2 separate regions of the Mus musculus genome follow, and region 1 is linked to region 2. Evidence: chromatin loops called from intact Hi-C (ENCODE). Cell type or tissue: left cerebral cortex. All regions are shown on one strand.

Region 1 (2,500 bases), 55 kb before region 2:
GCCTCTTCCCACAACAACTACCCAAAGGCGTGCCGGTCAGGAAGTCAGCACGGTGCCTGCTAGAACCCCTCCAGGCGCGTGCAGTCATACTTGCTTGACCATGTCACCTTGGCTGGAACTGCCTTCTGTCTCTCGGACACAACTTTTGCCAAACTAGACCCGGAATCTGAACCCCGGAAGTGACGTTGTCACGCAGTCACTCAGGAGGCAGGGCCAAATGAGAAGCCCCGCCCATAGATGCAGCAGCGGGTTTTGGACGGTCCAATGAGGGCGGGCAGCGTGTCCCGCCCTGTAGCGACGAAGACGCGCCTGCGCAGAAGTGACAGCACGAGCGGGATTGGCTCCGGGGGCGCGGCGAGGAGGTGAGCGGGGGGCCACAGCCCAGGCTGGGGGATCCGGGTGCAGGAGGGCAACCTGGGGCAGGCCGGCCTGAAGCGGGCCGGAGTCCGCGTGCCAGCCAGGGGCAGCAAACGAAGGAATTGGGGCTGGGGTCCGGCCTCTGGCAATGCCGCAGGGGGCGGGCTCTCACGCCGTACGGGGCGGAGCCCTGGGGCTCGGGGCGGGGCGCGGAACAGCGGTGGGAGGGACAACGGAGCCAGTGCGAGTTGAGGGCGGAACCCAGTGGCCCATAGCTGGAGTAGGAGGCGTGGGGGGCGGGGCTTGGGGTTTAGAGGAGGAGCTGGAGCAGGTGGAAAGTGGAGCCTTTGGCTCGGAGACAGAGGGCGTGAGATCCCAGTCGTTGGAGGTGGGACTTCAGTCAGTGAGTGGCGTGGCCCCTCTGCTGGAGACTAGGTCTAACATTGCGGAGGGTGGAGCTGCAGGTCAGGGGGCGGAGCTTCACGCCGTAAAGGGTGGGGCCAAGGAGCCTTGCGCAGAGCTAAGCTTGAGCTATGGCCGGGGGCGTCCACGCGGGGGCGGTCTCCGTGGTGGCCGCGCCTGGGGTCGCGGTAGACCGAGAACTCCCCCTGGAGAGGTGGTGTGGGTGGAGCGAGCTCGGCGCCCTGCTGACTCTGAGCCAGTTTGGGTTCCCCGGAGGCCCCCAAGAGCTCAGAGTTGGGGAGGTGCCCCTGGTGGAGGAGGCACGGGGCCGGACTGGGGGGTGCCCCCGGAGGACCGGGGCTCCTCAGAGCCACCTAGTGGAGATGTGTGGGTGCCTCGGGGCCGAACACCTGCAGCAGCCGCAGATGTGTGGGTGTGCTGGACAGGGGGCAGCTGGGTGTGGCGGGAGTGGGGTCGTCCAGTCGGGACAAATCCGGTGCAATCAGATAGGGTTTGGACTTTGCGTAAAGGGGCTAGCGGGAACTGAAGAACGGAGATGGGGACTGGGAGGGAGAGAAGGTCAGGTAGTGAGCAAAGGGAGGGGGCACTGGCTGCTGTGGCCTCCCCTGACCCCCTCCCCTCGCTGCTGGGGTCCTCGGTCAAGCCCCCTTCTCACTGGACTGGTAAGTGTGGCTACAGAGCCCAGGGGAGGGGGTGGTGACCCAGGACTGTGGGATTCCCCAGAAACAGGCAAGATATAATGGGGAGTTGGCGTCCTCCTGATACAGACTGAAGACGTCCCATGACTCCACCCCCCAGTTTTTTGGTTGGGGGTGGGGTGGCCTTTGCCTACAGAGACATGAGGCTGAGCTGGATCCTGACAATACTGTCCATTTGCCTGAGTGCCCTGGCAGCAGCCACGGGGGCCGAAGGCAAACGGAAGCTGCAGATTGGAGTGAAGAAACGTGTGGACCACTGTCCTATCAAGTCTAGAAAGGGAGATGTCTTACACATGCACTACACGGTAAGTGTCAGAGTGGAGCAGCCTCTGGGGCTTTGGCAGGTTTCAGGACCTGAAAGGACTTTGGCATCTGTTTTTTCTCAGCTAGGTAGATAACCTCAAACACATCTATCCCCCTTTGACCTCTAAGCTCCTTCCCACGATTCTATCTTGCTTTTCAGTTTACTCAGCTAGATATCAGCATCCAAATTAACACACATGAGCTACCCAAGGCATTGGCCCTGGGGCTGTGGTGGGGAGACTAGCTGGGTGGAAGGGTTGTGGACTTGTCACCTCTCCTTACTAGTTTTCCCATGGTCTCACAGGGAAAGCTAGAAGATGGGACGGAGTTTGACAGCAGCCTACCACAGAACCAGCCCTTTGTTTTCTCCCTTGGCACTGGCCAGGTTATCAAGGGCTGGGACCAGGGGCTGCTGGGGTAAGTCTGGTCTGGGGTACATGTTGTAGTGAGTGATCCAGCAAGCGAGCTGTGGGAGGAAGGCCCAGCTGTGGGACAGGGGTCTGGGCGCTTCATGTGCTAAGCATGTGTCATCCTGCAGGATGTGTGAAGGGGAAAAGCGGAAGTTGGTGATCCCATCCGAGCTGGGTAAGAGGCCCTTGGGGTTGGGAGGTAATGGGGAGAGGGCTTAGATGTGCCTAAGGATGAATTAAAGTTTCACTGGTCCCCACTCCATTTAGTCATGGCAGCATATACGCCACTTTCAAGTCTGGCTTGTGTTC
Region 2 (2,500 bases):
TCCTGGGTCCCAAGTGGGTGTGCGAGTGCTTTTCTCGCGCCACCATGGGCTTATATCAGGCCCACTGCCGTCCTTGGGCCCCCACACCGGACAAGTCATGCTCTTTTGGTTAAGTTCAGGTATTCAGACTCTTGTCTCTGCCTGGAGGAGACCCGGACTCGAAACTGGACTGGGTACTTCCAGTCTTGGCATTGATATTGGGGGTGGGAGCAACTTAGAGTCTTGATGCAATCTGCAGTTTGAAGTCTCCTCCCGCGAGACCACTATAACCATCCGGGAGGAGACTGCCCCTCCCCCTTCCTGGAGCGTGACCCCCCTCCCTTCTCGATTGAGCCCTGTGGATACTGGTCCGTTGGTGCAGGACGATGGAGGAAAGCGTCAAAGTAAGAAGTCTGCCCGAGTTCCCCAAGCCCAGACGAACCTTAGTACTCCTTCAGGTCTTTAGAGTAACCTGCCATTCAGCCTGGGGGCTTGGCAGCTCTCCTAGAGTCCCCAATCCCAGTCCAGTCTCCCTGCTCCCTCCAGCTCCCTGAATTCCTTGGCTACCTTACCTGTGTGTGACCCGCAGCCGGTGCCCAAACACGCAAACCATCGCCGCAGCTCGGTCAGATCCAGCCTGTACGGAGATGTTCGTGACCTATGGAGCACGGCCACGATGTCCACAGCGAATGTGTCGGTATCCGACGTCTGCGAGGACTTCGACGAAGAGGGCAAATCTGTAAGAAACAGGATTCGCAAGTACAGCCAGACCATTTCTATTAGGGACAGCCTCAACCTCGAGCCAGAGGAGATCCAGCAGCAAGCACGTCGAGAGCTTGAACTGTGCCATGGCAGGTCCTTGGAGCATGGGGAGGACCACGAAGAATCTGAGACCTCCTTAGGTCAGTATAGCCTCGCCGAGGCGATGGGTGTGCCATAAGGGTGGGGCTAGCCCGGGTCTTAAAGTGCCTTCCTGCAAAATGGGGGTAAGCCCATAGAAACCCAAGTTTCTAGGATTTCTTAGGAGAGGGCTCAGGCGAGAACCGTTCACGCTTTAACTCAGACATTCTCTGAGCTCCCCCTACCGGGCAGGCGTCCTACTACGAGGAACCCGGGAAACGCACAGGCAAGCAGGTCAATGAAGACCTAGTCAGTTTTTTGTTTGTTTTTTTTGTTTTGTTTTGTTTTGTTTTGCTTTTTATCTTAATGTGGTGCTGGGGGTCGAACCGAGTACATCACTCTTGGTAGGAAAATTCTTTACCACTAAGCATATTTCGAGCCCTCCCTCACCTGTGCGTTTAATTTCATCACTGCACCAGCTGAAAGGACAGAATTCCTTCCCTGGCTGGGATCTGGCTGTTTGGAAGTCTCTCTTTTGGTCAATAGTTACTTTATTGTTGCTTTGTATTTCTTTTTGGAATGAGAGTCTCACTGTATAGCCCAAGATGACCTTGGATCTTGGTATCTTCCTGAGTGTTGGGGTTACACACAGTATGCCAAGCACTGTTTGAGATGTGTATGTGTCCATCCTCTGTCCCGTCCGTTTCCACCTTCATCAAGCAATGAGTACTGATAAGAACCCAGTATTCAGGAAGCTGTGAATTCAAAGCTAGCCCGGTCTAGATACCAAGTTCCAGGATAGTTAGGTCCACACTGTGGGAACATGTCTAAACAAACAAGAGTGATACAGATATAACAATTGATTTATATTAAACTTGTTACATAAGCATAGGACTTCTTGTACTGTGACCTTTGCATGGCACAACTGCCATAAGAGACTGTTCTGGACTGAGGAACATAGCTTACTGGTAGAGTTCTTTCGTAGTTTATACAATGCCCTGCATTCAGTTCCCAACAATACACTTTCAGAGGGCACACAATTCTCACAAGAGGGAATTCCTATGAATGACTCCAAGTCTCACACAGCGGGACAGTTGGTTCTGGATCTCAGCCGGGTGGGATTCTAAAGCCTAGGGCTGAAACCAGTGTCCCCTATGACCTTTGATGCAGGGTGTAGCTGCAGCTATTCCCTGAACCCCACTCCCACCATGACCCAGGAGCCTGACCAAGACCGATTTCTCTCTTCATTTCTCCAGCATCGTCTACTTCAGAATCACTAATATTCAGCCTATGGAAGCCACATCGAACCTACTGGACAGAGCAGCAGAACAGGGTTGGAGGATACTACTGGGGAGACTACTGGGGTTGAGTAGTGGGCAGCAGCAGATGGGCAGGTTTCAGGAAAGTGGGGCAGGCAAGCTGGGGAGGTCATGTGGGGACCACTTCAGCTTTCCATGGAACTGGTTGAGTCTCTTGTTGCTTTTCCAGCTGCCTCTGCCTCTGATGGAGCTCATGGAGACTGAAGTTCTGGATATTCTCAAAAAAGCCCTCATCAGTGAGCACTCCACCCCCACCCCCACCCCAGCTTCCACAAAAGATCCTGGTGGCTTTGGCAGGGCTTGGGGCTGTGGAGTTTCAGGATATGTAGTCTTGTCAGATCCCCTTAGCACTCACAAGGATG

Evidence for each region. Hi-C counts contacts between places; a loop is a spot of excess contacts. Peaks named below come from ENCODE experiments on the same cell type or tissue, not always from the same donor. Only the 100,000 strongest peaks of a DNase experiment are listed, where the experiment ranks them.
Region 1: a loop joins it to region 2, with 5 times the contacts of the local background. A loop is called at or near these places in 17 of 42 quality-filtered maps.

The regions. Positions count from the first base shown.
Region 1 is chr19:6,978,256-6,980,755 of GRCm38, reverse strand. It overlaps Fkbp2 (FK506 binding protein 2), which reads left to right and starts at 292. Exons shown (of 6, transcript NM_001166368.2): 1 at 292-362; 2 at 1,615-1,783; 3 at 2,086-2,198; 4 at 2,320-2,366. The coding sequence starts at 1,619. LOC114841036 (Uncharacterized protein LOC114841036) reads left to right here and starts at 316. Exons shown (of 6, transcript NM_001370419.1): 1 at 316-1,442; 2 at 1,615-1,783; 3 at 2,086-2,198; 4 at 2,320-2,366. The coding sequence starts at 506. The coding sequence ends at 1,306. In left cerebral cortex, CTCF peaks have their summits at 844 and 1,060; DNase peaks (open chromatin) are centred at 255, 706, 1,621 and 2,402; H3K4me3 peaks cover 2,393 bases; H3K27ac peaks cover 2,291 bases.
Region 2 is chr19:6,923,175-6,925,674 of GRCm38, reverse strand. Catsperz (cation channel sperm associated auxiliary subunit zeta) reads left to right here and starts at 295. Exons shown (of 5, transcript NM_001039494.2): 1 at 295-383; 2 at 569-881; 3 at 2,076-2,152; 4 at 2,308-2,374. The coding sequence starts at 366. Kcnk4 (potassium channel, subfamily K, member 4) reads left to right here. Exons shown (of 7, transcript NM_008431.3): 7 at 1-13. In left cerebral cortex, a CTCF peak has its summit at 1,071 (motif pointing left); a DNase peak (open chromatin) is centred at 1,055; H3K27ac peaks cover 74 bases.